Linked DNA regions of Homo sapiens: region 2 is linked to region 1. A link is a loop called in an ENCODE intact Hi-C map of the cell type or tissue named here. Cell type or tissue: Caco-2. All regions are shown on one strand. Links, peaks and the distances in the headings refer to the core of each region. The heading gives the core; the rest is flanking DNA.

Region 1 (16,700 bases), core at 4,531-12,530:
GCTGGCTGAGTTTAGTGTCTTCAAATGTGGGTGAGTAGGGCAATAAAAGGAAACTTTTTTTTTTTGAAAGACCACATAAAATACCCAACAGGATTTTTTCCCCTAATCTGGCCATGTGAGCACAACCTGGCTGTTCTGCAACTGAGCGCTATTAACATCTATTTATAGCCACTATTTTCATAGATGAATCACATTTACCATAAGTCAGTTAATATTAAAGGGGCCAACCAGCTCTGCTGAGAACCCCATAATCTTAATACATCTCTTTCCATTCTTTCAGGGAACTAAATCTTAGCTTAAAGGTTCTGTGTAAAGATAGGGGGAAATGCAAGTGCAAATGTAAAGATAGCAGACAGTCTGCCCTCTAAACTCAGCAAAGTATGGGGTGTTAAATATATTCAAATTTAAAGCCTTGGATCACTCCCAGCTTTGTTCCTTGGCCATGAGTGTCGTACAGTTAGCACAGACTCACTCCGTGTTATGCAGTCTTCTTGCCATCAAAACAAACAATTTATGTCTAAAATTTCCCACTACACTAAGTTTAAATGACTGCCTTAATAAAATGTTACATGCTTAAAAACAGAACTAATGATGGTTAATGGTGCTGTCAAATTAAAAAATAGTGTAGTGCATACTCAGTTCATTTCATGCATGTGAGGGTGTCTGTGAGAGGGCTGGGGGTGAGGGATAGCAGATCAGGGTATTTATGATCGAAAGTTTACAAAATTCAGTGAAATTAAATGGAGATTTCCAGTAAGTTACGTGGATCTAACATTTCTTCCCCACCCAGCACGAGTGTGCATGCACGCGCGCGCGCGCGCGCACACACACACACACACACACACACTTCCTGAGCCTTTTGCAGGCACCAGTGCTGCCCTGAAATTGATATTAATTTATTTGTCTTTGCTATCTCTTATGAGAGTCTCCACCTTAATTCACCTTTACCAACTCCCTTCCTACAGGTTTTCTGTTTTTTTCATTTACTTCAGGCTAAAATTCTTTAAGATAAATAAGATAAATGAACTGAAGCACTTAAAACAGTGCCTGGCATGTGGTAAGAGGTCTATACACAGCTACTTCAGTAGATTCTCAGTACCCTTTTTCTAATTTCTAGCCAGTGGTTTGCAAATGAATCATCTTTACCATGAGGCAGCTCCTATTCAGAGCCAACCAGCTCTGCTGAGGACTGCATGATTCAATCACTCAATAAATCCCTGCTGAGGTCCAACTCTGTAGGACATGGGGATACACACATTAACAACAGGGGCCCTGTGCTAACCAAATATGAATAATAAACCCATTAGCAAGTACCATTATCTCCATTTTACATTTAAAGGCTCACTGACGCCCAAGGCCACAGAGCTAACATGTTGGAGCTGTGATTTAAGACCAGTTCTATTTGATTCCACAATCTCATACTCTTTCTATTAAGACATGTCTCCTGCCACTTCAATATGACAGCAGTGGTTGAGAAAAGCACATGAAAATTTAAAAATACATAGTTTTTGCACATAAACAATATATGAAAACAGAACATCTTTATTGAATAGACTCAAAGGCTAGGGGTTTGTGAATTTATGTTACTCACATTTTTGTATAATTTTGGATACTCAGAATTCAACAAATTGGAGATTGGTCCACATATGAAAATAAGCTAGGCTGGGCATGGTGGCTCATACCTGTAATCCCAGCACTTTGGGAGGCTGAGGCGGGTGGATCACCTGTGGTCAGGAGTTCGAGACCAGCCTGGCCAACATGGTGAAACTCCATCTCTACTAAAAATACAAAAAAATTAGCCACATGATGGCAGGCGCCTGTAATCCCAGCTACTTGGGAGGCTGAGGCAGGAAAATTGCTTGAACTCTGGAGGCAGAGGTTGCAGTGACCCGAGATCACGCCACTGCACTCCAGCCTGAGTAACAAGAGCAAAACTCCGTCTCAAAAAAAGAAAAGAAAGAAAAGAAAATAAGCTAGTTAAAACAAAATTGCGTAGCACAATACTTGACATAGTAGGGCTTCATTTCATAAATGTTTGTTGAATAAATTAATGTTAAACCAGGATTTTTCCTTTACTATGTATATCTTTTTATAAAAGCTAAGTAGATACAGCATAGTGATTTAGTAGGCTCTGGAGCCAGACTGCCTAAATTAGGGCCTGACTCTGACTCTGCCACTTTTTAGCAGTGTGACCTTTGGCAAGTGATTTAAAAAGGCTTCAAGCGGGCTGGGCGCAGGTGGCTCATGCCTGTAATCCCTGCATTTTGGGAGGCCGAGGCAGGCAGATCACAAGGTCAAGATCAAGACCATCCTGGCCAACACTGTGAAATTCCACCTCTAGTAAAAATACAAAAATTAGCTGGGTGTGGTGGTGCGCGCCTGTAGTCCCAGCTACTTGGGAGGCTGAGGCAGGAGAATTGCTTGAACCCAGGAGGTGGAGGTTGCAGTGAGCCGAGATCGTGCCACTGCACTCTAGCCTGGGCGACAGTGTGAGATGCTGTCACAAAAAAAAAAAAAAAAAAAAAAAAGGCTTCAAGCTTCAGTTCCTTCCTCTGCAAAATAAATGAGTTAATCAAAGGAAGGCATTTAGAATGGGCTTGTATATGATAAGTAATGAATACATGTTAGCTACCATTATTACTATTATTTTCTTTCTCTAAATTGGAGTAGTTTTGCTTGGCTACCTCGATACCATATTAAATGACCAAGACCAAAAATGATTTCTTTTTTGAGGCTTTTCACTTACTTGATACAAGCAAAAATATCCTCTAGTCACATCCACAATTCTAAAACAAAAATGAGTAAGAAAATGAAGACTAAAAAGTATGTCTAAGTAGCACCTAACTATGTAGAGTAATTTTTAATATACAACATTAATAAAGAATGATTTTTAAAATTTAAATTTTATAATAAGTAATTGGCTGAGGGGCTGCTGGAGGAAGGTAATGAGTAGAATAGACTTCTATTTACATTTGGCCATTTCCTGCAAATAAATTAAGTAAATAATTACAAACTCTCTTCTAGTCCTCTTGCATGGACACATCCTTACCAAGATACACCATGATTTCAACTAACTTAAGCCCAAGTAAAACTGACTAAAGGAACTACATAGGAAAACAAAGCAGGATCTACTTCTCACTGCCAACTGCACTGTATTTGTATCCATAGATACAAGACAACAGAGAGTCCCAGAATTCTAAAGCGGGAAATCCCGGGACTTCAAAGATCATCCAGTCTCAGGTCCTAACCCTGCTATCACGGGATCCATCAGGGGGTGAGGAACAGGGTAGAGGTCAAAGGAAACAATCCTTGGTCCTTGTTCCAGCCTGAGTGATCTCATGGGACAACCTATCCCAGTATTCTCATTTTATAAGCAACAACACAGACCCTGGCTAATTAAAGGCAGAGCTGGGATCAGAGGCTGGGTTTCCTGATTCCCAGCCTACACTCCTGAAGGTTATCGTTCTAGGGTTATGACAGTCACAGATAACAACACATTAGGCTGTGTTAAACTGACAACTAAGCAGGTTTTTTTCCCTTGTAAACTCACTAGGTACTAGGTCAGCACTTCATGAAGAGTAAAGTATCATTATTTGGCATACACAAAAAGCAACTTTCCTTTTTTTTTTTTTGGTACCCTGAAAATCCCAAACCACTGTTGCTATTACAAAATTTTTCTTTACCCTAGTATGCACCCCTGGGCCAAGCACAGATGCATTAAAAATTTGCCAAGAGAAACAATGAAGTCACTGATAATACAAAGCATGAGAGTATCATGAAATTCATGTCTTTGTTTTCTTCCTCTAGATACTTAATTATTTCTCATTACTGATCATTTTGTGGTTATTGGCAGAGGGGCAAGGAAACTCCACCACTGTAAACATGTAGAGACACATGCTCCTCAGTAGACCAGAAGTCTGCATATGATGGGTCTGTTCACAAATCCAATGTGAACACCACTTCATTAATCAGTGAGAATGTTGATGCTACTATCCCCAGCCTCCAAAGAGAATTGGTGGTCTCAGTAAAACTCTAATCTCTTTAGAAGAATAACAAACACAGTATAAAAATGTTTCAGGTCATTCCTTTTTTTACCACTTATGAATATCATCACTGGCAAATGATCTATGTTCTCCTACCAGATTTCATCTAACCCACTTTAAGAGTGAGGTGAGGAAGCTAGAATGTATACAGAGCTCCATTCAGTCTTCTGTTGCAGCTCAGGGCTGCCTTAAGCTAAAAGGGCACTACTTATGAACAATGTTTAGCAAATTACCCTGCTAAATAAAAGCTTACATTATCTTGGTATTCTGGAAGGGATATCCTAGATTAAGTTGATGAGGGCAGAGAAATTCTCATTGATTAGCAGCAGGATACAAGTTGATTCTTATCAGTAGACTATTGTTCCACACAGGACTATGTGGGCAAGAGGAAAACATAGGAATTCATCATGTAAAATGAAAAAAACAAAAACCAAACCCTATGTACTTCCAGGAAATGAAAAGAAGTAAAGAACCAAATATATTTCGCTCCTCTTTTAAACTAGACTTTTATTAGATTTTCACAGAAATCTGAATCTGTGGGTGTGGTGAACTTTTTCAAAGATGGCTGCAGTTAATTCCTTCCATTCCTTTGCAATGTGGCCTTGTATCTTCTTCCATGTAGAGGTGTAATCTATTTCCTCAATCTTGAATCTGGGCTGACATTGTGACATTCTTTCACAAATGAGATGTTGGGAGCTTCAACTCTCACGTTCTTGGAATGTTATCCTGAGACCACCATGTGGGGAAGCCTGGTCTAGCTTCTTGTAAGTTGAGAGTCACATACAGCTGAGATGAGATGACCCGGCTGAGGCTCTCCTAGTCCAACTAACCAACAGCCAAATACGTGAGAGCCCGTCTTAGACCATCCAGGCCCAGAATAGCTGTAAGAAAGCTGAAGCTGTGGAGTAACCCACAGAATTCTGAGCCATTGTTATTTAGCCTCCATCCAAGTTTTGGGGTTGTTTGTTAAACACTAACATGTACCTGAGACAGTTGGGCACAAAGTAAAAGGAGCAAGCCAGTCACCCTAATGCATGCCCATTATGTATGGAGCACCAGGTCAGATACGCCATGTGAGACATGAATGAAGAATAAAATTGTCTTAAAAATATAAGACAAAGGACATAGATGGCCCTATAATTAATCTGTGAACATACCTATAAATAAAGCAGAATGTAATATTTACCTATATTAAATATATTTATGTAACAACCTTCCATTATTTCTATAGCCCAGAGTAAGGATATTCCTAGGTGTTCAAGAAAATACAATAGGGGTGGGGAAAGATAATTAGAAATCCTGTTTATGTATAATTTTTCATTTTTGTCTTTTTTGAATGTTTTTTATAAAGCACATAATATACTGTGGTAGTACATGAATATTTTTATAAATAAATAGATATACACACAATGAGGTTTTTCCCAATCTCATCTCTTACACATCCCCAACCTCCCATTCCTACACAAAAATATCCCTTCTATGCCTTTGCTTTTCTCAAATAAATGAGCCTTTCCCTGGCTACCTAGGGAAGAGCCAGTGACAACTACTGTCACACATCATTGTTCATCTATACCGTATTTGTAAATAGTCTCTTCAGTAAGGCTATAGGCATTTTTCGGACAAGGTATTTGTACCAGTGTATATATGCATTTGTCTTAGGCAATACAGCATAATGACATTACGGCATGATTTTTAAGAGTGTGGGTCCCTGAGCCAGGTTTCCTAGACTCAAATCCCAGTTTTGCCACTTATTAGCTGTGCAACCTTCAATAAGTTTCCCGTGCTTCCATTTGTTCACTGTAAAATGGAGATAATAATATTCCCTACCTCATAGTGTTGTTGTGAGACTTGAATGAGCTAATACATGGAAAATGCTGAGAAGAATGCTTAGCACACATAGTAAGTGCTCCCTCACTTCCAGATCAGGTCATTGGACCTGAAGAGGGTGAATGTCCTTTTTGTTTTGAGACAGAGTCTTACTCTGTCACCCAGGCTGGAGTGCCGGGCGCGATCTTGGCTCAATGCAACCTCGGCCTCCTGTGTTGAAGCAATTCCTGGGCTTCAGCCTCCTGAGTAGCTGGGATTACAGGTGTGTGCCACCACACCTGGCTAATTTTTTGTATTTTTAGCAGAGATGGGGTTTCGCCATGTTGGCCAGGCTGGTCTTGAACTCCTGACCTCGGGTAATCCGCCTGCCTCGGCCTCCCAAAGTGTTGGCATTACAGGTGTGAGCCATTGTGCCTGGCAATGGGTCAATGTCTTAATCAAGTTCCACAGCTGATTTGTGACAGAATTCTTATCACCTAACACAAGGGAAAAAAATGTGCAAGAATGTTTGAAGTAGCATTTTTTTGAATACTGAAAAAAAAATATTCAAAAACAGTAAAATGAACAAGTAAATGATGGACTATATAATGAAATATTCTTACAGCAATCAAAATACATAAACTACAGTAAAATAGAACAAGGAAGAATCTCAAAAATATAATCTAGGATGAAAAAGCAAGTTTTAGAAAGATACATTCAATATGGTATTTACATAAGGTTTGAAAATGTAATACTATACATTGTTCAGCAATATATATGTACATGTTTTTAAAAAGTATGAAACATACAGGGGAATGATAAATACCAAATTCAAGATTACGTGGTTACTTCTGGAGTGGGAAGGGAGGAGAAGGGGTTTCAGAAGAGATACATACATTATAATACATCTATAATACAGTACTTAAAAACTGTTTTCTAATATACAGTAAATTATTAAAATTTTATAAATTTGTGTGGTAGCATATAGCAGTTTGTTATGGTTTCTATACTTTTCTGGACACTTGAGTTTTTCAGATTTTTAAAGAAATACTACAAACTAAAAGTAAGGTACTGGCGATGATGAAAGTTTCATGATTTGTAGGGACAAAGAGTAAAATTAATAATCTGCTTATATGCCATAGAGTCAATTATAAGTTCAACTGATATTTTCTCTCCTAGTTATAAACCTCAACAGTGGAAGAATTTTTCTTCCTATTATAAATTCATTTGGATGATTATATAATCAGATGTGGAGCTAATGTGTCCTTTAAACATTAATTTATTTTATATTGTTTCCAGAATGGCCAACTACGTTAGGTAGTAGTATCTCCGCTTTGAAGATGAGGGTCCTAAATATAAGCCCTTGACTTACCCAAGGATAGATCTAGAATTTTAGAAGAATGTCAGGAATACAGGAATACAGCCAGGGACCAAGCCTTCATTCCTTTAATACTAGACTTGGCCTTCAAAACAAAATAATGCAGTAATTCTGTAGCAGTAACTCTGCCATTTCTGTCCTAATGCACTTTTAAAGGCTAACAAATTTTAAAAACAAAACAAAAAACCCCATAAAAGCTCCCAACAATTTTAAAGGAAATACTATAAAGTAAATCTGAAGAAAGTTAGAAGAATTAGCAAAGTCACCATTTTACAATATTATAATTATGTTAAGTACGTCTTAAGCAAGCACTTAGGGTCATGGTTGGAGGTCTGACCTGGGTTCCTGAGGTGGAATGCTTGGGGGATGAAGTTCAAACACAGCCTGTTTACCCATGGACATAAGTGGCCTTAATCAAGACAGAACACCTTTTTTTAAATGTTTGCTTTAAAAGCAGAAGTGCAAATAAGACTGTGATTTATGAATCTGCTAATATCCTTCTCTGCTGTAGACATCAAAAAGATTGACTTTGGGGCTGTGGTAAATATAACAAGAATGTAGACTTGTTAAAGCAGTAATAGGTACTCTTATTAAAACTCCATTTCCATTAAGCTTTACAAATTTTCTTCCCTCCTTCCAGGCTTTAAAGAATGCGTTCCAGAGGCAGTGATACCGAGGGCTCAGCCCAAAAGAAATTTCCAAGACATACTAAAGGCCACAGTTTCCAAGGGCCTAAAAACATGAAGCATAGACAGCAAGACAAAGACTCCCCCAGTGAGTCGGATGTAATACTTCCGTGTCCCAAGGCAGAGAAGCCACACAGTGGTAATGGCCACCAAGCAGAAGACCTCTCAAGAGATGACCTGTTATTTCTCCTCAGCATTCTGGAGGGAGAACTGCAGGTCAGCTGGGTTGGAGTTATCCCCATCATGCTTCAAACAGAAGGCTGCTTGTGAATTTGGTGTTCCTGCTGCCACAGAAATAGATATCTGTGGTTCATACATGTGTGTACATGAAAGCAAAGCATAAGTATATATACAAAGAATTCTCCTCTGCCAACTCAAAGTGCAATTAATCCCATCTAAAGGGGCTGTCATGATGACATGTGATTGGCATACAGGTCGTGAAAGGTCACATCCTCTGCCCATGCTGCTCAGGAGCTTCAGTGCACATGCATGCATCAGTAGCAATAATGCCAGATGACTTCGGGATTGGTTTAAACAACAATAGGTGCTTTTGTACCCCAAGTGAACTGGCTCCTAGACTAGCCCTGGCATTATTAACCTACATGAAAATCTAAAAACAGCTGGTACACATATAGGAGAATTTTATTTCCTACCCCCTGAAAATCCAAATGCTAGTACATTGATGGATATCATGATATCTGCTTGTCAAACATAATAAAAAAAGTAGTCCTCCAATGTTGTATAGTAATCACTTTTTAAAACATTAATTGTGTAATTAGACTACAAGAAGGATGAAGGGATATAGTTTTGTTACCTTTTATAAAAGTGTGAAAATGAAATATGATTCATTTAGATTTGAAAGAGAAGAAAAAGCACTGCCAACTATCACAAAAATCACTTGCTGAGACTGCTGGTAGAGACAGCAGGCTTTCTGAAATACTTTTTGTTCCTACAGGCTCGAGATGAGGTCATAGGCATTTTAAAGGCTGAAAAAATGGACCTGGCTTTGCTGGAAGCTCAGTATGGGTTTGTCACTCCAAAAAAGGTGTTAGAGGCTCTCCAGAGAGATGCTTTTCAAGCGAAATCTACCCCTTGGCAGGAGGACATCTATGAGAAACCAATGAATGAGGTATGTACCACAATAGGGGTGTGTACCTGGGAGGCAGCCAAGCACTAGCCCTGCAGATGAGCATGATCTGTAACTCCTCTTTGATTCCTTACAGTTTTACTTTCTAACGCACTTAAAGCCTACACAAAACAGATAAATACGACAAGTTCAATAGGAAAGTTAAAAAGAATGAACCATAGACAGGATGCGTCCACTAGGTTTGTTGCTTGAATCAACCAAAATCTACCAAATGCCAGAGAATGCTCCCCACTCTCACGTGCATGTGCAGGCACATACACACACAAACACACACATGCACACACATACATGTGCTTACACACACACACACACACACACACACACTCTGGGAACTTGCAGGGTACCCAGGCTGTAATAAAAAACATAAAGTTCAACCATAGAGGTTAATTTTTGGAAAACACTGAGGTATTATGTCATAGAAATTTTGAACATGAATGGAAATAATCTAAAGAACTGTCCAAGAAATAGAGTTTTTAAAAACATATATTTTAGATGAGTGCATACCTTCTTTTTCCTTCAAAGTTTAATGACAGCAAAGACCTTTCCCTCACCAAGCGTACCTAGCAATTACAACGGCAAAGGTGGGCAGTCCCAACAGGGCCACCACTAGGGAGAAGGCAGTACTGCTTGCTCTTTTACTTGCTGACATTTCTGAAACCCTTTGGAATTCTTATTTTATTCTTTAATTTTCCTCTGAGACCTTCATGGAAAATTTCATAATTTTTCATTTTTATAGAAAAGAAACAACTAGGAACATGAGTTGAGGCTGGAGAGTGAAAGCAAGTTTCAGACAAATTTCCCTCAAATAAACTCTGGCAACCTACCTCAGGACTGACCTCTAATGTCCTTGCTATTCTCGTCTTTAGTATCTCATGAGAGAAGAGACTACTGTCTTGCCAAATAGTGAAGGAGTTTGGTCATATGTATCTGCTTCTCTACGGGGTGAGGATGAGACCACCCAAAGTCTGTTGATTTGCACTTTAATCCAAATTTTAAACAAAAGGAACCAGAGCTGCATTCAAGTGAATACTGTTAAAACTGTATCCTGGCTCCCAACATATTAACTATGAAACAGTGTCAGGCACAAATTCCCCAACCCCTGTGAGCTCAAATGCAAATTAATGATCTCTGAACATAACCCTAACAAAACTCTACAAATGGCATAACCTCTCAACACTTCAGTGTGAAATGGAACAGGATGATTCCAAACTTATGTTGAAATCGGTGGGAAAAAATTTAATTACAAAATAATTCTATTGTGCACATGCAAAATTGGAAATACCCCCCTTCTACAAATGCTTGCAGTCTTAACTCTGTAAGGTGCCCCTGAAAGTTACCCATAATCTGGCCCTACTTTACAAGTCCAGCCTTTTTTGATTACTCCTCCAACAGATACCCCTATATACATACACCTCTCACATTCCCACCTCCATGATCTGCCAATTTTCCTCTCTTTCCTCTACTTCCCCCTTATGGATTTCTCTGTCCTCAGATATCAGTTTATGCAATTCCTCGAAGCCAAAATAACTCCACGTACACAACCCAGTTGTCTATCCTTTTCCTCGGTCTAGGAAGTACTAGGTGAGAGGGGAATGCCCCGAAAATAAACAGTGAAGGGGAATTCTGCCTAGGATTTTCCTACACAGGGCTGAAGAAAATAAAGGGAGGGCAGTGCTCCTGCTGAGACCAGCTGTGACTGTATCCTAATTACATGAGAATAAGCATCTTGAATGCTAAAGTTATTCTTCTTTTGCATTCCCCCATCTTGAAGTGTTAACAGCCCCTTCTCCCTTTTATTTTCTTCATAATGTTCTTTTTGAAAAACCTAAAAAATCTCAATCATGTCTAGGGTAAACTAGAGGTGATTTATCTAATTCTTAAGGCAAAATAACTTAGAAGAACAAACAGCTCTCGGTTACATGACACGACAGGAACACTGACTTAAGATGAAAAACTGGTGGAAGCCTGTGAGCTGGAACATGCTTGGGGCTGGGGCTAGGAGCAGAGGTGTGGTCAAGAGGGCGGGAAGAGGCAAGGACTCAGTCCACAAGAGTTTTGACCTCCTATTCCTTTCCAGCCTAGGGTTCTATATCAGAACTTAATTTTAAAAAAAAATTAATAGCCTAAGGTATTCTTAGTTCTTCCAAAAAATATATTATAGAAAATATGGGCCGGGCGCAGTGGCTCATGCCTGTAATCCCAGCACTTTGGGAGGCCGAGGCAGGCAGATCACCTGAGGTCGGGAATTCGAGACCAGCCTGACCAACATGAAGAAAGCCCGTTTCTACTAAAAATACAAAATTAGCCGGGCGTGGTGGCACATGCCTGTAATCCCAGCTACTTGGGAGGCTGAGGCAGGTGAATCGCTTGAACCCAGGAGGCGGAGATCGCGATGAGCTGAGATCACGCCATTGCACTCCAGCCTGAACAACAAAAGCGAAACTCCGTCTCAAAAAAAAAAAAAACAGAAAGAAAATATAACAACATTTTGGATTTACCAAGGCACTATAATAAAAGAGTCTCAGTATTATTAGCATAACCTAGGGCAAATCTTAAAATACTTACCTTAAGCAATGGTATAATTAAGCTTTTAAATTTAATTTTATTCATTTAGTTAGTTAATATGTATTGAAAAGCTCATGTATAGGGAAAGTTTTGGTGAAAGAGGAAAAAAGATTTCCAGGTCTTGGCATTGAAAAAAGCAGTCTTGAAGCACCATGGTGAATTGTAAGAACTGCCTGAAGTCCAGTGTGGCTGAAAGTTGGGTAGGATCGGTGGGAAGATATGGAGTGAAGATGGGGCCAAGGTGGCAGGAGGTTCAGATGGTGAAGGGCCTTTTGGCCCCGAACAGGAGAGTGGAGTCCCAGTGGTGAAAAATCATGCTGTCAGTGATGAGGACAGACTGCAAGGAGGTAAGGCTAGAGGAAGGGAGACCACTTAGGGGGTCATGGAATAAATGAAGGGCACGGATTCCTTCTAGCCTTCTTTCCATTCCCTTCAAACAACCACGAACATATAAAGGGAAAAAAACAATGGAAAGCAAGAGTGGATTAAATAAACCTTCTATTTTCTCTCTTTGGTTTGTATAAAATTTAATATACATATCTTGACAATTACAACAAGCTCTCCAAGGAAATACTGTTTTTGGATTTAGAAAAGCCTCTTTTAGTAATTCATTTATGCTTTACTGAATACCTACTATAATTATTCATACATTAATTCTAATGTCAATCTTGTGACAAATTAAATTGAATGTATTTTCTAAGTCAACTAATAACTTCCCTAAAGTAAAGCTGATCCTATCACTATTTCACTCTCAAATTGCAAAAGGAGTTGATTTGAATTTTCCTTACAATGGACTCTAATGTTTGGGCAACTGAAGATAAAATTTTCAGAGGGCTGCAGTGGTTTGAAACACACTTCCATGACAATCAACACTAGAGCCTCCTCAGAAGATGCCTCTGCCAGCAGGCAATACAACATAGCAGTTTCAGCTTTCACAAAAGGACTGGCTACATTAAAAATCATCAACAATTGTATGGCATAATGAAGTATTTTGTGAATTTAAGCATTTAGAAGTCAGAGAGAATTTACTGGGTTCTATATGCTGGGACACCTCAGTTGTACTCTTTTTCTGAAATGACTTGGTCATTTTGTGCCCAGATTTCTAGTCAAGTACATTTCTAGTCAAGTACATGCTTTTTAGGATACACAACTTAAATTGGCTTTAAATTCACAATGAGTCACACATTCTAAATCTTTTATGACAAAGGCAAACTGTAAAAATCAATCAACATTATCACTTACTGCATCTGTATCTAATCTAGAAAGTCGGGTGTTTTCAAAACCAAGTTCTTAATAGATATTAATTTATCACTAGCAAAAGATCCCGAGTTAGCTCTTGCCAACATGTTTTTCTGGTGGCAGCTTACCCCGTGCTGGGCAAAATGGAGCTCAAGGCCAGGAGCTGATAAACCAGCCCAGTGAGCTTGGCTGTCTAACTCCATCTGACTGTGATGCTTTTGGCCACTGGCATGTTCTTTACTGCCTGGTTCTTCCTTTATGAGGTCACCTCCACTTCCACCAAGTGCACTTGGGATATCTGCCAAGAGCTCCTCATGTCCTTGGTGCTCTCACTCTTCCTAGGCTATGGAGTCCTGTCCTGCTGCTGTGGCTTAGCATCCACGTATAAGCCCCTAAGGGTACCAGCTGGACAGCTTCTCTGAATCCCTACTTTTGTTAATCAAAAATTTTTTTTAAACTACTGCTGGAAGTGTCCCACATGCTGCTCACAATAAAGGCAGATGTGTGACCAAACAAAACAAAACAAAAAAAATCTCAGTTTCCTTGCTTGCTTGTTTTGTTTCCAGTCTGTAAACTGGGCACCTCTTATAAGCAAGGCACTCTGTTAGATGCCAAGGATTAAAAATAAAATAAAAAAAGAAGGATGTAGGCCCAGCTTTCAGGGAGTTCACAGTCTAGCAGGGGAGACAAACACATGTATCAGCCACAGGTTGATCATTTTGTAAAAAAGATGTAAGTATAGTGCTGTGAAAATCTGAATGGACTTAGTACTTACATTTGGTGACATTCACACTATACACCAACACATAATAGATTATCTATTCATAGATCTATTTTAATGGAAATACCTTGATGTATAATAAAATGAAAATCATAGCATGTCCTGGTAGAGCGATCCAAGAGGCATATACTGGTACAGAGAACTATAGGGTGGGCTGGGGCAGAAGAGATCAGCTAGGGCAGCTGCGAATCCAGCACCGTGCAAGGATTCTCTTACTTCCTGTCATTTCTTTAATGTAGCTTCTCAGGAGAGAGACATAAGAGTGTCAGAAAGAGGTTATGTGGAAACAGTTGATACCCACAGGGACACAGATTATTCTGTCAAGAAAAATTTGATGGCAATAAAGAGACTACATTTGTATTGAAATGCACCCAAAAGTATCAATTAACAAGAGAATAAACACTAAACAAGGAGATAAAAAACCCACTGCTGGCCGGGCGCCGTGGCTCATGCCTGTAATCCCAGCACTTTGGGAGGCCGAAGCAGGCAGACCACTTGAGGTCAGGAGTTCAAGACCAGCCTGACCAACGTGGAGAAACCCTGTCTCTACTAAAAGTACAAAAAAAATTAGTTGGGCATGGTGGCGCATGCCTGTAATCCCAGCTACTTGGGAGGCTGAGGCAGAAGGATCGCTTAAACCCGGGAGGCGGAAGTTGCAGTGAGTCGAGATCGCGCCATTGCACTCCAGCCTGGGCAACGACAGCGAAAACTGTTTCAAAACAAACAAACAAAAAACCAAAAAAACCCACTGCCGAATTAATCAAAACAGGGACATTTCTAAAAGAGTGAAAGACAACAGTATATAAACAATTTGGTAACAGGCTATAAATGTTTTCTTTCGTAGTTGGACAAAGTTGTGGAAAAACATAAAGAATCTTACAGACGAATCCTGGGACAGCTTTTAGTGGCAGAAAAATCCCGTAGGCAAACCATATTGGAGTTGGAGGAAGAAAAGAGAAAACATAAAGAATACATGGAGAAGAGTGATGAATTCATATGCCTACTAGAACAGGAATGTGAAAGGTAAGGCTGCTTTGGGCAAACAATGTCCCATTCTGCAATCTATGAGCTGGCCACTGTACCAGGTCTCAGGGATACAAAGATAAATATGACACAGTCTCTGTTCTCAAAGATCTCATAGTCCAGGGTGAGGAAAAGGATATGTTTGAAGACATTATCAGTACAATGTATGGATAACCAGATGTGTGATAAGGACTGTGGAACCATAAATGTTAGGCCCCTAACTCTTGAAGGGAGTGCCCTGTGAAGGCTGCAAAGACCAGGCAACAGGGGTCTAGTCCCTAGGCAAACAAGAATGAAAACCATATTCATGGCAAGGGGTGAAATAAGTGTGTTAGTATAGAAGTGAGAAAAGAACCTGCATTTTGAGGGAACTCAAGCTTTTCACATGGCTACAGCATAGGGCATGATTGTAGGATGAGAAAAGGAAAGGCTTGCCTTGAGCAGCTGGACTTTATACTGTTGGCCTGAAGGAGCAAATGGAAAATTGTGAAAGGGAAAATAAGATGATCAGTTATGCTTTCCTAAAGAACGATTAAGGGAACATGGAGGAACAACTGGAGGAGCTTTAGACTGGGCGCAGGAAACTCACATAGGAGGCAAATATCCAGATGAGAAAGATGAGGGGATGTGTTCCAACAGCCATGAGGTTGGGAGGGGGGTGTGCGCATGAACTACTTATGATGTTTAGTCAATATGAATTAGTGACTGGTTAGACTGGAAAGAAGAGCAAGGAAAACAAGGAGTTACTGAGAAGCACTCCTGGCTATTCAGGAACATATGAAATATGGGAATGGGGCACAGTTTTCTGTGTTGTAGGATTTTGATCAGGCAGGATGGTTTCTACTTGGTGAGTAGGTAGGAGATGAGTCCTGGTTTAGACATGTTGAGTATGAGGTACCTTGGTATATTACAGTATCTGGTGTAAAGAATAATATGTATAAAGTCAACCCATGGTCAGAAATATAGGTCTGTAGAAGGATGGGCTGGTGATATGGACCTGCAGCAGGTGATAGCTGAAACTGTGGGTGTTGGTGTGGTGAGAAGAGAGAATGTTGAAAGGGAACCCTAGAATACATCAAGGCTTGGCAGTTTTCTGGAAGAAAAAGGGGGTTGAAAATGGAAGCTAAAAAAAAAAATGGTGGAAGCTTAGAAGAACCAGAAGACAAAGAAGGCAATGAAATGAAGTGAGCAAAGACTTTAAAAAGAGAGTGAACAGTCAAATAGCACCAAATAATGCAGAAAAGAATGAAATGTCCCAGGATTTGGCAATGAAGAAAATACTGAGGAACTTAATGAGCCATTTCAATAAAGTGGTAAGGGCAGAAGCCAAATTGCAATGCTTTAAAAAACAAAATAAGAAATAAGAATGTAGAAGCTTAAAATGTGAACTAGCATTTTGAGAAGCGTGGCTGCAAAAAAGGAGAGTTTGGTTGGTAAATATTTTCTAACCATATGTAGGGTAGATTATTTTGTTCTACTTTGACCCTCTATTCTGAACCACTGTAGACAGTATAAGCATCCATATGAAACTGAAAGGACAATTAACCCTCTCTATTGATACTGAAAAGATGGAAAGTAACCAATCTCAAATGGCTTATTCAACTACTTCCAATTCATACTTCAGCTAGGTAACTTAAGTTAGTTACCTCAATATCTAGGCTAATAGCAAACTTTCATTTATTTTCCATATACTTTATGGTAGGCATTTTTTCGGAGTGCCAGAGAATCCATGGCACTTATATTCACTCTATTTTTTCCAGGAGGTTTATTTTTCACTACACGGCAGAGAGGGGGCAGGGGAAAGGTCCTACTAACTTGCTCCTCATGAACTCTGAAATATCTACAGGGACAGATTAAAGGAGCACAAGAAATCTGGCACCAAAGAAACATTTGACTCAGACATTACAATATAAGATTTGTTATTCAATGAGACAATGTTATATTAAACATTATTTTGAACCCCTGTGGTTTGGCACTAGTGGCCTCATTTGGCCTCCATACTTATTTGGCACTAACTTGCTGAACACAGACA
Region 2 (16,700 bases), core at 3,941-11,940, 150 kb before region 1:
ATGTAAGACATCAGTAAAGTGATTCAGTTATCAAATATCATATAAAGAACCATAATGGGAAATGCTTAGTTCTAGTCTGTTAAATTGTTCAGTTTTAGAAATGTTTCTGCTTCCTATCCTTTTTGCTTGACATGAGGCTTTGACTTATAGGTGGATGCAGAAAAATCTTCATATCTTCATCTCCATCTACTCTTTAGGGCTTTAAATTCAGTTAATCCATTACTTGCATAAAGTTAGTAAAAACAAAGAATATTTAATTTTGAAGAGTATTAGCTAGCATTGTTGAGTAGGAAAGAACAGGAAAACCAAGTAAATCTCTCTGGATGGTTTTGCTTGTGGATATGCGTGTAGTAATAGAAAATGCAACTGAACTCTAAATAATAAAATACTTCCTGTAGGGCAAATACAGCCAGAAAAATTGGAAAGCAGATCAATAAGATTACTACATATCTTTAAGCCACTGAAAACAAGAGCTAGACGTTGGAATGTATTAGCAAAGTAGCTATGTCTAGACACTTCATGTTAACTATATTATATAACTTTTACTCTTGGATACTTTACTGGTAGGGAAATGGATAAAATGATCCTCACTGATGCCTTCTAATACTGGTGCCTTACAGAGCAGAGGTGGGTAATGTCCTTATTTCATCAAAGGATACTTTCTCTCTGGAGAGTGTAAACCATGATTGATTCAAGTACATGCAAACAGTGACTTACTTAGTGCTTCTGAAAAATTTCTGAGTCAGAAGGACAAAAAATAAACATAACAAAAAACAAACATTTACATCACAAAAAGGAAAAAAAAGCTCACTAAATAAATACTACCCAGAGAAAGAAACTGGTTTCATATTGTAGTGAATTAAAAGATACAAAAAAGTGGGGCAGATAGAGAAGAGAGACAAAAATATGAAGAAAAAGAAATTACAAGGCACAAGGACAAGAAAATATGTCAGGATTAGCAAGAAAAATGGGAGACTCAAGGGAGTGATGAGGAGAAAAAGAAGAGAGAGAAAACTGCAGAGAAGGAGAGAAAGTGCAAGAACTTGATGTCTCTGTAAGACTGAGGAAACTGGTGTGCTTTGACACTTTTGAAAATGTAATCGTTTTCTCAGCAATTTATTATGAATTATTAATGTGCAGAATATTCATTTCCTACAAATATAAAGATTTTGAAATGATTCAGGTTTTAAAAGTTAATTTCAATCAGAAAATGAATAATTTAGTTATCCATATATTAGCTATATCTTCATATATTTCCTCTGACAATAATAACTTACTCATTTGCATTATTTGTAGTTTTGGGGGATCTAGGTATCTGTATTCCATAATGTCTGAGCGTTACACTGAAAACCTATATTAACTTCTGAAATGAAACTATTTTTTTCTGTATCAATTTAAGCTTTTGGTTTAGGTAAGGGATGTCCAAGGGACACATATAATGATAACTTCTCTGTTTCACTGCCTTTTCCATCCCAGCAAGCTCCCAAATTTCACTTTAAAAACCTACAAAAGTAGTTTAAAAAAATTATAGTTAGAGCCAGGTGCAGTGGCTCATGCCTGTAATCCCAGCACTTTGGGAGGCCGAGGCAGGCAGATCACTTCAGGTCAGGAGTTCCTGACCAGCCTGGCCAACATGGTAAAACCCCATCTCTACTACAAATATAAAAATTAGCCAGGCATGGTGGTGGGCACCTGTAATCCCAGCTACTTGAGAGGCTGAGGCAGGAGAATTGCTTGAACCCTGGAGGTGGAGGTTGCAGTGAGTCGAGATCTTGCCACTGCACTCCAGCCTGGGTGACAGAGTGAGACTCAAAAAAAAAAAAAAAAAAAAAAGTTGAAACAATAGGAGAAAATCTTTGTGAGTTTGTGTTAGGAAAAGATTCCTTAGGTACAATACCAGAAGCACAGTCCACAAGAGAACACTGATCAATTGGTCTTCTTCAAAAACTTTTCCTTTGTGAAAGACATTATTAATATAATGAAATGGCAAACCAAAGACTGGGGAAAAAAACTCGCAAGTTATATATCTGAAAAAGAATTGTATTCAGAATATATAAATAAATCTCAAAACTCAATAATAAGAAAACAATTAAACAAAAAAAGCAAAAGGTTTGAAAAGATGCCTCACTAAAGACTATACTTGGATGAAAAATAGGTCTATGAAAAGATGCTCAACACCATTAGTCATTGTGGAAATACAAATTAAAACCACAAGGAGATACCACTATTAGAATGACCAGAAAAACAAAAGAAAACAAAACCCAGTCAACCAAAACCAAAACCAAACTAACCCACTGACAATACCAATTGCTGGTGAGGTTGCTGAGCAACTGGAATTTCTCATACACTGTTGGTGGGAACACAAAATAGTACAATCACTTTGGAAAACAGTTTGGCAGTTCTTTATAAGATGCTAAACATTCATTTACAACAAAGCCCAGTAATTCCACTCCTAGAGAAACACTCACAAGAAAGCTACATTCACTTAAAACCTGTACGTGAACATTAATAGTGGCTTTATTCATAATTGCCCCAAACAGAAAATAAACCAAATGTCCTTCAACTCGTAATTGGATTAGCAAACTATGGTACAGCTGTATGACAGCACATTAAACAGCAGCAAAAAGGAACAAACTGTTGGTACACATGACAATTTGGATAGTATCTCAAGTACATTCTGCTAAGTAAAAGAAACCAGATTCAAAATACTGTGATTCCATTTATATGACATTCAGGAAAAGGTAAAATTAGAGGAACAGAAAAAAAATCAGTAGTTACTAGGGGTTGAGAATAGAGAGAGGGACTGATTAAAAAGGGAGCCTGAAGGATTTCTGGGGGTGATGGAAGTGCTTTGCATTTTGATTATGGTGGTGATCACACTGCTGTATGCATTTGTCTGAATCACAGACCTGTCCTAGACACAAAAGTGAATTTTACCATATGTAAATTTTAAAAAGTGAAAAAATGGGTTAGCCATTGCTCCCAACTCTCCAATGATTTTTATCAAAAATTTAAAGAGGCTCTACACTAAATTGCTGCAATGATTCATAGGAAGGCACATATTTTGGACGTTAGCCTGGTGGGTAATAAATACCAGTTTAATTTTTCTTAAAAAGGTATTTGATTTGGGTAAACAGGCTTAGGGCTAAAACAAATTGTAAAAAAAGTATTTGAGTATCAACTAGGAGTTAGGTACTGTTATAAGTGAGAAAGCACAGATAAGAGTAGAACCTGGATTTTTTTTCCCCCTTTATGGTATTAGAACTAGAGGGGGTCAGCTGATTCCAAGACATTTCTCAGTAGTAATACTTGGAATGATATAATCAATGATATTGATGTCCAAACAAGTACAACTAACTTCGTGGCTTTTCTGTCCCTTTCTTCTGTGGTACTGAATGACTTCTAGTTGTTTTCTAATCAGCTCAATAGGTTAACTATTTGAGACTGAATAAAATAAAGCAGCCCATGGCAGGTCAAAGACTCTCTACCACTGCCAGAAAGGAAACGCAACTGTTCTATGCTCTTTATGCAGGTTCGCTGCAGAAAGATACATGTTTATTTCATTAAAAGCTATTTTATTACCTGGAGGAAACCAAACATCAAGTTTAGCTCTCTAACACGAATCATATTTTATTCAAATGCAGATGTACTTTTCAACTACAGCAGCCATTTGATTAACTTGTCCAATGACTAAACTCATGACCCTCTATATTAAAAGTGGTGACCTTTATGCTGAAGAATCTAACCCAGAGCTAAGTTATCCATTAAAATGCAACTTGGGAGTATATTACTCTTCATGAAAATGTAACCACCTCTTTTCCTGCTAGTCGAGGTCTCCAGAGAAACACAGAGTGAATAAAAGACATATGTAACTTCTTTTATTTGGCCACTTAGGAGGGGGTCATCATCCACGTGCATAGCTCTGATTCCCAGATGACAGACAAAAATGACAGAACACTGCAGTGGCTGAAGAGTACTTCAGAAACATTTCAGTTGGAGGAAAGGCACTTCATTCCCTCATGAGAGACGGAAAGCCTGTAAGCTTGAGGATGTTATTTGCCTGCATCTTAGAGCTATGCTGAGATGAAGGATGAAAGAGGAACACAGAGGGGTCTTGGTTGATAAGAGAGGAAGAAATGGGGATATTTTTGCTTCTGAGATAAAAAAGCAAAGGAACTTTGGATTGATGTATGGTTTTGAGAAATTACAAGCACTTGGAGAAAGCATAGTCCCAAATGGGCAACATTTGTATAAAAAGACCCTGCTATTATAGTAAAAGTCAGTCATTTTTCCCTACATGAGGAAGCAGAAAGAAATGAATTCCTTAAGGAGAAGGGAAGATATAAAACATCAGTCCTCTTAGTGTGAAACATTTTAACTAGTTTATAATCACACTATCTACAATAATAAGCTGTTCTAAAATATTAATGTTCTCTTCTGGCAAACTTCAGGTTGGTTGTACGGTATAATCACCTTAGATACTTTTAAAACAATTCCATATCCAGGGATTCTAATTCAACTGATCAGGACTGTTTCTCTTGTGATTCTATTGAGCAGCCTGGGCTGGAAACCACCACTTTAGGGGATACGGCTTAGTTTAGGAGATTCAGCAGAGATCTGTACCATACATACATATTTAAAAGTGCGCCACAATTCAACAAATGACAGAAAAATCTGAAGCTAAAGACATGGACAGAGAATGAGTTTCTGCATTATAAGATAATTTTTGGATTCATTACATTACCTTTACATAGTGGCTACTTCATTTATAATTCCCTAACTTGATGCAAGGCTGGGACTGATTGGGGATAGGTATTTTAGCAACCAAATTCCACCTACGCAAGTGAAAAAGAAGCTACAGCTCTGAGATGATAATATGAACCAAGTGAAAACTATGATTTGATTTATAAATATTCAGTTTTCGGAACACAAATAAGTGGAAAAAGTGAGGTTGATCTGTAATATCCATATCCTCATGTTTATACGTAAGTGACAATTTCTCTAACTTATGGCTTTACGGTCAAATCCCTTGCATAGACATAGTAAAACCACATCAGTTCCTCTTTATAAAGCTCTGTTTAAGAGACACGGCTATCATAAGGTTCTTACTTCCCATAACACTGTATTGTTTTCCCGTTTTTAGTGGCTGTTCCTTTTAAACAAATCTTTGGAGCACTGAAAGGCTTTATTCATTTTCTTTGAGTTTTTCTATATATCTGAAATCTGAAAGTAAGCCCAAAATGTGAATTTGCAAGCAGCCTTGATCAAAATTCATATTTAGGTCCAAATTAACTAGTTTGATGGACCTAAGCTTATAAATATTTGCATATTTTTATGTGGGTAGCATGAAAAACCCCTCTACTCAATGGGCTAGTGAAAAATAGCAGGTAGGAGACTAAAAGGGACTTTTAAAATGAGCCACTCCAAAGGCTGCTATTAAAGTTATTTAAACATGTACATGAAATAACAATACGGAGCTTTTGCTTAACTGGGGCACAAATGCATAATCTAGAAGTCTAGACATGCAGCAAATGACATGGGTCTCATGGCCCGAGGCTTTATTTTAAAAATTGAGCTCCTTTCTGCTGGCATGGGGGTAGCAGAAATTTTAATACAAGCATTATTATTATTTTATGAAAGGAAGAAATAACACAAATTAACTATAACGGAGAAATATTCTTTGTAATTCAGCTGTCAACTTCAGCATACATAAATTTTATTTTGATAATTATGCTCACAACCTTAGTACTTCTGACCAAAATCTACTATAGAACTTCCAATGGCAAGAATCACGCCAGGCACCGTGGCTCATGCCTTAATACTAGCACTTTGGGAGGCCAAGGTGGGAGGACTGCTTGAGCCCAGAAGTTTGAAACCAGCCTGGGCAACATAGGGAGACCCCCTTCTCTAAACAAACAAACAAACAAAGAAATGGTGATGTTAAAAATTTTTTTTATGAAGTTGAAAACACAATTTAGTTAAGACTGATTATTCTAACACTTTAAAAAATATGACACTAAATGTAGGCCTCATATTTCAAACAAGATAAAGAAGCATGCACTAAGCAACTAATATTTGTTTCTTGGCAAAAATCATTTGCTTTTCATGGCATCAGAGACAAGACGGGAAAATGTCACAATGATTATGGTCTGAAACAATGGTTCTGAAATCTCGCTGTGCATTAGAATCAGACGGAGAGCTTGCTAAAATACAGATCACTGGGCTCCACCCCTAGGGTTTCTGATTCAGTAGGCCTGGGGTTGGGTCTAGGAAGTTTCATGTCTTGCAAGTTCCCAGGTAATGCTGATGCTGCTGTTCCACACAACATACGTTAAGGGCTACTTATCTAAAATAATCCTTTGGCAATTAACTAGTCGGTCAAGATAAAAACAAATAATTACAGGCGCAAGCAAGCCCAAGATAAAGTAAAACTATTTAGTTAATTCTTATGTTGAATATTCTGGAGAGTCTTATGTTGAATATCCTGAAGCATTAAGTAAAAAAACTCTCACTTTGACCCTGTCAGGTACTGACTGCCAATATGTCTGACCCTAAACAATAAAATCCATACATGATTTTATTTAGACCTGGAAATTGCTGGAAAATAATTGTAATTTCATAAATATAGCCAGTAGAATATACACATCCCAAAGTACTAGACTAAACTTGAATTTTTCTAAACATTAAATAAAACCACAAGGGCAAGAGTTCTCAATTTGTTCTTTTTTCAAAACCACAGGCAAGCTAATTCTACAGATTGTGGAATGTACAATAGGCCATTCTCACAAAATAAACCCAAGGGGTGAATTATATCTCTTCAAACTAGGTGGTGTCTTAAGTCAACGAAGGTAAGTCTATGACTACCATGCTGAAAAACAGATTTTGTGACATGTATGGACCTCACAGAAACAGAAACATGTAACAATAAATTTAAGTAAGGGTATAAAAAATGGGTGTGTTTGTGTGGCATCTATAAAGGCTTCCTAAATAAAATTTGTTGGAGCTCGACTATAACCAAAAAATAGTTACCCTGTGGGACCCTGTTTCCCAGAGCTGCATTCTTCTGACCAGAAATATGAATGCCATGCTGCTGTTTAGGGTCTTCAAAGCTGGCTCATTCCTCACTCAGATATTATGGGCTGTCTTCTCCAAGAGATTCCTGGAAACGAATAATTTCTCACTGATAGAAGAAAATAGAAACCATTAACTAACTACCAGTCTTAAAGCTGTAAGTTATGATAACAGTGAGTTTTCTTATCTGTGATGACAAAAAATTTTGACCTCTCTCCCCAGCAGTACAGAGGAGTTCCTTTTAAGTTTTTGCTATACTGTATTTGTAAATTCTTGCCTATGAATTATATGAGTAATAAGTAGTATTTACTTTTTACATGTGCAGCTTAGGTCAGTATGTTAAACAGATTCTATTCTATGAATTCTATGCAGCACACTTCATGATATATGACTCTTTAGCAATAATGTTCTTGGTTTGTTATAAACAACATAATGGGAAAATAAAGAGTTGTTTGTATTTTGCAATTTCATTTTAAAGACTGAACTGAACTAAAAATGTCTAGGAACATGCCAGTATTTTCAGAGGCTCATGTAGCACTTTTTGGAAGATGGGGAGAGAATATCATAAGATACTGGAACAGTTTTTCCTCAGATAGCCTAAAGTCTAAATATGCCATACCTCCTACTCTAAAACAGCAATTGAAGGCAATGTTATCTTGGGAAGACATCTGACAGTGTCTGGAGACATTTTTAATTGTCACAACTCGGAGGGTGCTACTGGCATGGTAGAGGCCAAGGATGCTGCTAAACATCCTACAATGCACAGGACAGCCCTCTGCAACTAAGACCCAGAACAGAAGGAGAAACCTGGCTCTAAAACAACTAAGAAAAGACATTGATAATAAAAATAATAAAAAGATGTGATGTATCATTGTAACATTTACTATTTACCTGTATTGATGGATATATTTTAAAAAATCCCTTCTTAGAGAACTTTTCATGACTGTTACTCTCATAAAATCACACTATACTGGCATGCAGACTTCAAGGAGGCAACAATTAGGGTGCAGAGGCCAAACTACACAATGTTATTCCCAACCAAAGAATCTTCATGAGTCGTTAATCCCTGAGCTATCCACAGAGATATCTTTCTACATAAGTATACATGGAAGATAAGGGTTGTCAAGTATAATCAGATTCCTCTAAGAGACTAGCATTGACAGACAAGATTAAAATTTGCTTAAGAGTATGACAGTGGGCTTTCAAAGAATCCTGCTGGGTTTCCAAAAGCATAAACTGACCATCAGTGTATCTGCTGGATAATAATAAACCATGGTATATAATTTGTTTTACATGAAAGGTGATTTGTTCTCCATTTTTATTGCTGACAAAAAAAGAGATAAAAGATGATTTATCTCTTGAACATGTGAAGATTAGAAGGACTCTTGGGTGGCTTCGGTGAAGTTCCATCTTGAGAGAGGATTATGAACCATGGAGGTGGTCTGAAGTTCTGCAATTCTTTTCAAAAATTAAGGCTCATCAAATAAGGGGGCTAGAAATATCAGCAAGACTAATGGATATAACATTGGCTGTTGAGAGTGTCTAAAATAACACCTTCATTACACAAGATGCTCAACAGATAGTTCTTGAATAAATAATGACATAAATACATGACTCCTTTTTATCTTCTGCAAACACAGACCTAAAACCAATTAATACTCTCAACTCATCCTTTAGGACAGAACCATGGGCTGGTTTCAAAGGGATTGCTTTGGTAACCATGGCAGGAAAAGTGTACACATCCATCCTAAAATAGGACTATGCAAGAAAAGGCAGTCCTTGCCTTATTTGGTTAATAACTGACTGGTGAAACATTCCATATCTATTCTCACAAGCCTTCCAGTTCCAATGCAAATAAAGAATTAGCTGATATGACCAAGAAATGGCATCGATTCTAATCATGTGACAAACCCACATTAAGTCTTTCTGCCATCCCCACTGCCTCTTGCTATCGGGAGAACAGAACAAGGCATCACTCCTTCATACCTAACCAGTTTCAGCCTTTCTGAGACTGGCAGGAGAAAATCTAAGCTGGATTTCTCAAAATGTGGTCCACAGATCACCTATATCTGCATTGCCCCAGGTACTAAATTCAGATCCTGGGCCCCATCTCTTACTATAAAATTGAAATTGTCTAGGGTACTCCCCAAAATCTACATTTTAACATGTTCCCTGGGTGATTGTTATGCTCACTAAAGTCTGAGAAACCCTCTGTAAAGGGATAGTTTGTTCAGGGAGAGTCAGAACCCTAGAGTTATTAAATTTTTTTTTCCCCCTCTTAGCTAGGTTATGAGAGCTTTAAGAAAAATGATGGCCGGGTGCAGTGGTTCATGCTTGTAATCCCAATACTTTGGGAGGCCAAGGCAGGTGGATGGTTGAGCTCAGGAGTTTGAGACCAGCCTGGGCAATATGGCGAGATCCCCGTCTCTATTAAAAAAATAGAAATTTTTAATTTTTTATTAATTAAAGAAAAGAAAAATAGCTTATTTCAGCAGAGGGATGGAGTAAAAGTTAAAAGAGGGTGCAGAAGACCCAGTGTTGACACCGTTAATTTTGTGAAGCATTTAATTTCTCATATGGTGAATTCTGAGTTGCTTGATCTAGCCACTCCAAGCCACTCTGTTTCTCAATATGCCATGAAAACCTTTGTTAGAGATGACATTACCCATATATGCATTATTTAAACTTTAATAAAAAGAAAAAATCCCAACATCTATGTTTATTTTATGTTAGTTATTTTTTAAATAATAGAGATATCAAATCTTGATTTTTTTTTTTAGGTTATCATGAGAGTAATGAGGCATAGAAATTGTAAAACGGTAGTAACTCCTCAAATCTGGGATTTGCTGTGGGATTAATTTTTGTTCTAAAGTGTGAATACAGGTACCTAATGTTTGGGGCATTCATATAATCTCACATAAAATAATGGAACCTCACAATGAATTGAAAATCAGAAGGATTTGAAAGAGGATTCTGATTCCACACCCTTACAAAGATTTTTAATAATCAAAAGTGACACTGACTGTATCTATTCAAAAATAAAAAATCTACTTTTTTGCTGACATGATAAAATAACTCTTTTGATTTTTCATGAACTATGAAGTAAACTCTACCACAAAATAATAACATAAACATCACTTCAGTGCAACCAAGGACATAAAGAAGTTCAAATGCAATATTCGTACTATCAGTCAACAAATATTTACTAAGCAACTATATGGAAATTAAAGATGGTTACAAATTCTTTGCCATCCATCCTGTCAAGAAGTGAAGGCTATTTCCTCTACCTTGAATCTAGGCTGGCTTTTTGAATACTTCGACCAACAGAAAGCATCGATAGTAACTCTTTACCACTTTGGGGTGTAAACAAGCCTCAAAATGGCCTGGCGACTCTCACCTTTGCATTCTCGTAAGCCAGTCACCATGCTGTAAAGACTGTAAAAGACTGCTAACGCTGAGAGGACTGGGGAGAGAGGCCTGGATTATGAGGGGTCATTTTGTACATTTCAGCCTCAGCTGAATGCTATTGCAGAGGTCTTGCCCACCTCATTTGGAAAAGAGAGCCATCTAGTTGAACCTAGTCCAAGCTTGTCCAACGTGGGCCACATGTGGCCCAGGACAGCTTTGAATGTGGCCCAACACAAATTAGTGAACTTTCTTAAAATATTATGAGATTTTTTGCAATCTTTTTTTCCGTTTTTTTTGATATGGAGTCCCACTCTGTCGCTCAGGCTGGAGTGCAGTGGTGTGATCTTGGCTCACTGCAGCCTCCACCTCCCAGGTTCAAGGGATTTTCCGGCCTTAGCCTCCCGAGTAGCTTGGATTACAGGCACCCGCCATGATGCTCGGCTAATTTTTGTATTTTTAGTAGAGATGGGGTTTCGCCGTGTTGGCTAGGCTGGTCTTGAACTCCTGACTTCAAGTGATCTGCCTGCCTCGGCCTCCCAAAGTGCTGGGATTACAGGCCAGCGAGCCACCATGCCAGGCCAATTTTTTTTTTCTTTACCTCATCAGCTATCGCTAGTGTTGGTGTATTTTACGTGTGGCCCAAGACAATTCTTGCAATGTGGCCCAGGGAAGCCAAAGATTGGACACCCTTGACCTAGTCAATAAAAAATAAATTATTGCTGTTTTAAACGACTACATTTTGGAGTGGTTTGCTATGTAGCAATAGAGAATTAAGACAACCATTATGTTTTATATTACATATGTGTTATGTCATCGTTCTACATGTAAGAACTGTAACAGAAAAAAAAATTAGGCAAAGTTCTACGTTTTCTCTGGATTTATCAATTATTGGCTAAAATGCAAGGGTGCATTTCTAGAGGGTGTTTTATTTCAATAACTACTGTTACTTTCCCTCCTATATACTTCAACACTTTGAAAAGTTAATTTACTTTTCTTTAGTTGTTCTGAGGAATGGGAGCAAATATATTAGCACCAATATGATGTTTGTATACTAAAATACTGACATGAAATTTTTATCAAACCAGCATATATTATCTTTTTTTTTTTTAAAGCAAGCCCAATTCTAACTTATAAATAGGATAACTCAATATTGTTAGTACAATTAATAATGTTTTAGCTGGCTGTTAAACGACTGACATTCCATTTTAGAGTCTGAGTAAGTGAAACTGGGTGTCCTAAATTTCTATTTTAATAATTCCTTATTATTCTTATTTTTTTTGAGACAGGGTCTTATTCTGTCACCCAGGTTGGAGTGTAGTGATGCGAACACAGCTTACTATAGCCTCTACCTCCTGGGCTCAAGTGATCCTCCTGTCTCAGCCTCCCAGTAGCGGGACCACAGACATGCACAGCCATGCTTGGCTAATTTTTTTATTTCTTGTAGAGACAGGGTCTTGCCATGTTGCCCAGGCTGGTCTTGAACTACTAGGCTCAATTCATTGTCCCACCTCACTGTGATTATAGGTGTGAGCCACTGGGCAAAGCCAATTCCTTATTATTTTTACTGAATTTATCTCATTCTGTACTGTTTTACTATGTTAATTCTTGTGGGGATGAAGGCTATCTTGCAATTCCTCTACCTGGAATGTTACTCTTCTCCCCTCTCCATTTCCTTAAATCCTCCTTATCTTAAATACACACTGCCTTGCATTAACTTTTTGTGCTATAAAATCCAGCCATGGCTTAATAGCTAACCACCTTTTTTGTTTAACTACTCTTATTTTTAAACTGGTTGCTGTCCTGAAACACTCTCAGTGAAGTACAAACATACTTGCTTCTCAGATTGTAAGAGAAAGAAATGACTTTGGCTGTTGCCTGAGTCTACTTCTTAAGAACACCATGCATCACTGATTGGGAGCTCACAGGATAACGGCAGATAGAGAGTTTCTGCATGATGGTGTGTTCCCATTTGCTTGGAACCTACGAGCAACATGTGAAAGTATGCAGTTCCTAAGTTCTTTGCATGTCAAGTACAAGCTATCCAAGCATCCACTCTTCTTTCAAAGGACGCTAAATGCAAAACACAGCTGTCTGTGACCTTGGGAGACCTAACCGGAATCTGCAAACAAGCTTATGTAAGCGTACCCTGGCCAGCCTTGTTCCGAAAGCCCTCTCTAATTAAATGAGAGTTTTGATTTCTTATGTGGAACAGTAAAGGGTCTTCTGGGAAGAGACATCTCTTGCAGGAACTGTAATTTGAAAAGTAATTTTTGTCTCTATTGCATCCTTAACTACACAGGACATAATAGTGGGCAAGAAATGATAGCAGAGCTGTAAATACTGAGTAAGTCTGACTAATTCCCAGGCTGCACAAAAGATCTTATTAAACAACTTTATTAATGACCTGGAAATCTGAGAAGACGTTACATTAATAAGTTCCTCACATGGCACTAAAGGTGGAGATGGTAGAAGAAACAGAGGTGAAGTCAAACAATATTCATGGATCCCTGGAGATCAGAAAAATGAACAGTAAAGTACACAGTGAGTTCAGTCTGGCAAAATACAATTAAGTACAAGTATCCAGGAAAAAATAACTCAGAAGACTGACATTCAGTGGGGATGAAACCTCGAAAGCATGTCAAAAGCAACCAGATAGATACTGTAACCCACAGATTAGATAGGATTTTGCAATATAACAGAAATAGCAAAGCATAAAGTAGATGTGAAGCTGTCCATCAGAGGGGCTCAGCACATGCTGACAATGATAAAAGAAAAAGAAGGGTGTTGGGCGGGTGGTGAGTAAAAACAGCTCAGTTATTAAGTCCAAAAGTGTAAGCACCTGGACTTTGGCTTTAAACATTCTTTCAGAAAGATGAAAAGCATCTGAGAGGCCTTTAGAGAGGGAAAAATATATTTACAGAGATAAGCATATGATGAGAGATTAAAGGAATGAAACAGACAAGCCTCCACTGAGCAGTGACAAAAAGAGGTACTTAACTCTGATCAAAATTATTGTTTACATTTTTAAGGGTTTTCCGGGCAAGATAACTAACAAATATATTTCTTAATTATACATATGGCAGATGAAACAGTGAGTTTCCAGGAAGCATCAGCCCTGCCCAAAGCCATGTAGTTGAAAGAAGACTCAGAATCACAGAATTTTAGGCAGGAAATGATCTTAGAAATTACATAGTTTTGTGTCTTCAAAGTGAGGTCTGAGGGCCTATTGCCTGGAGAGCTTATCAGAAATGAAGATTTCTAGGCTCCAACTCAGCTCTCCTGAATCGAATCCTAATACCCCAGAAGGATTAGCTCAAGAAGCTTGTAGAGTTTAAGATAAGTTTATAGATAAGAAAAGTCAAGCTCAGAGATAAATTGCCCCAGGTCAGTCATCAATAGGTCCTGGTTTCAGGTCCAACGATGTTACTATCACTGTGGGATGAAATTCTCCCCAAATCTATAAATTGCCTTTATAATTAGTTATTACCATGTTGTGTAATTTTTCCGAGAATTTATATTATAGATGTTGCTTCATTTAATTCTTGTGTAATAAGGAAAAGAAGATAAAAGAAAACAGAGTCTGCCATCAGTGGGTATAGGAGACAGTTAAAAAAAAAAAAAGAAAAAGAAAAGAGAAGACAAAGATTGGGATATGAAGTAAAAAGCAAAAACCCGAAGCTTCGAATAAAGCTTTGAAGGTAAGAGAACTTATAAAAATGCAAGAGATGTTTAAAGAACAAATTATGGTCTTCCTAACCTCTAAGCTTCCTAAAATAAAAGTGGAATCTCTGCTCGTTATCATAAGCCCTTCTCTCCTGTAGGGTAAAGGACACGAGGATGAGAACCAGACTGTGGGTTGTCTCTGTATCCATTTCTGTGGCAGCAACTAGCATGCTCTAGATTGTTCTCTTGTGTCATTAGAAGTCCATTATTTGAAAGGTAATCATATTGCATTGATATATCTTCTTTTAGCAAAAGCTGACCAGGAAGTGTTTCAGGTTGATCATTTCTGGTTTTGACGATCTCTATCTAATGTAATCCTTGTAGGGAGAATCTGGGTTTGACCCCAGGATAAACCAAAACAAAGGGAACTAACATAGACCAATAAAATATATCCTAAAAAAATATAAGCAATTAAAATAGCTTTATACAAACAAAGGTTTATAAAAAATCATTATTATAAAAGAAAATCAGGCCGGGCATGTTGGCTCATGCCTGTAATCCCAGCACTTTGGGAGGATAAGGCTGGTGGATCACTTGAGGTCAGGAGTTCGAGACCAGCCTGGCCAACACGGCGAAACCCTGTCTCTATTAAAAAGACAAAAATTAGCCAGGAGTGGTGGTGCGCACCTGTAATCCAAGCTACTCTGGAAGCTGAGGTAAGAGAATCGCTTGAACCCAGTAGGCAGAGGTTGCAGTGAGCCAAGATCGTGCCATTGTACTCTAGCCTGGACAACAGAGTGAGACTTCGTCTCAAAAAAAAAAAAAAAAAAAAAAAAAAAAAAAAAAAATCAAATGTTGCACATGCATAGAAAATAAGATTAAAAGAAACATTGGGAACCAAACTTCAACAGAAAGATGTATTTCTCAAGCATAGTTTTTACTAGTTTTTAGATAAATAAGAAAGCTTATTTTATTATAATTTTGCCAAACATACTGGCTATAGAATAAATTTGCAAAATGATTTCTGGAACATGATAAGAGATCCACAGAGAAAAATGTAGCAGAAAGATGGGTATTCAAGTTACATTTTAGAGTAGAAAAGGCCTCTGGAAAACAGATTTCAAAGAACAAGTTAATACAAGGGAAGAAAGCCTCTGATTTTTAATAAAGCCACAACATTGACATCTTGTCTGTTCCCAGAGTGTAGGGATTCAGCAACGGAAACCTTTGCCTTGCATTTTGGAGCTGGCCTGGGAAAGCAGCGAAGAGCTCTCCACAGTCTGTGCCTGGAGGCCCAGGGGGGCTGTCAGATTTAGAGCTCTCGGACTCCACTGCAGGATAAACAGCTTGGGATTCTTCTTTAATGACAACAGCGTATCAGCTCTTTTTGAGGTTACAGCATACATAAACAAGATCTGCCTCATATTTTCCAGTTGTGGAGGAGGGAAGGGAAAAAAAAGGCCCCCACAAACCTTTTCCCGCAGTTAACAGTAGAAGACGACTTGCTTTTACTTGAATGCAAGACTGAAAAAAGGGAAGGAGAACCATGGCGTGCAAAATGGCCACACCGAAAGGAAACAGGAAAACCATTACTTCCTCTGTGAAAACTTCAGTGGGCAATCAAAGGGAAGAAAGGTAATGAATGTTGAATTCTGGTGTTTTAAAAGGAAAGGGACATAAGCTTAAAAAGAGTGAGTGGAAAGATTCTTAATAAAGCCCTCCTGGAGACAAGACCCACAGAGGAATCAAACAGGAGATCTTGCCCGGCACACACCCTACTCTGCATTTGAATGTAGAGTGAACACCGGCTGTCATGTTAGAAGACAGACCAGTGGGTTATTTCCTAGGCTTCCTCAAGGTTTATTACTGGCATGAAAAACTTCCTGGCCTTCTTTGAGGAGCTCTAACAAAATGTGCTAAATGAAGATATTTACTCATAGAATTCCCTCTCTTGCATCCTGGACCCAAGTTCCTTATTTCTTTTTGGATTCAAGAAAACCTCAAGATTTCTGTTTTCTTGACCTAAGCCTACAATTCCCTGCAATCTCCTCTACCCCAGTCTTTTCGAGGAAGCTGCAGACAACATTTACTCTATTTGTATTTAAATGTATACTTTCATGACAGGACAGCTTGCTTCATTTTGCTGTCCTGGGCCAGCAAACTTTTTTTGTGAAGGACTTGATAGTAAATATTTCAGCCTCTGTAGGCTATGCAATCTCTATCACAAGAACTCAACTTTTCTGTTGTAGGATGAAAATAGTCAGATAATATATAAATAAATGAGTATGGTGGAGTTCCAATAAAACTTTATTTATAAAAACAGGTGGCAAACCAGATTTGGCCCACAGGCTATAATTTGTGACTCCTGGTACTAGTTCTCCCCTGTTCTATAATATAACAGCATTCTTAAAAAGTGGTGGGCAGATGAAAGAAACATGATGGTTTCCATTTTATTATGAACATACACATAAACTAATTATGCTTTGCCTCTGATATTAATCAAGATATATATTAAGGAAGTGGATGTAAAAAAAAACTTTAAAAAGTGCTCTTCAAAC

Evidence for each region. Peaks named below come from ENCODE experiments on the same cell type or tissue, not always from the same donor. Only the 100,000 strongest peaks of a DNase experiment are listed, where the experiment ranks them.
Region 2: it touches region 1 in a loop (7-fold over the local background); 2 of 110 quality-filtered maps call a loop at or near these places.

The regions. Positions count from the first base shown.
Region 1 is chr3:99,922,198-99,938,897 of GRCh38, reverse strand. The region is part of intron 1 of CMSS1 (cms1 ribosomal small subunit homolog); the gene reads right to left. FILIP1L (filamin A interacting protein 1 like) reads left to right here. Exons shown (of 6, transcript NM_001387850.1): 2 at 7,868-8,129; 3 at 8,869-9,042; 4 at 14,490-14,668. The coding sequence starts at 7,878. All of the region lies in intron 1 of LOC105374010 (a long non-coding RNA gene), which reads right to left. It also overlaps the pseudogene TMEM258P2. Among named protein-coding and RNA genes, the nearest start is that of MIR3921, 34 kb to the left of the region's middle. In Caco-2, for the core only: no CTCF peak of the experiment used is centred there; a DNase peak (open chromatin) is centred at 7,577.
Region 2 is chr3:100,072,966-100,089,665 of GRCh38, reverse strand. The region is part of intron 1 of CMSS1 (cms1 ribosomal small subunit homolog); the gene reads right to left. All of the region lies in intron 1 of FILIP1L (filamin A interacting protein 1 like), which reads left to right. Among named protein-coding and RNA genes, the nearest start is that of FILIP1L, 33 kb to the left of the region's middle. RefSeq lists enhancers at 15,119-15,653, 15,654-16,188. In Caco-2, for the core only: no CTCF peak of the experiment used is centred there; DNase peaks (open chromatin) are centred at 8,462 and 8,785.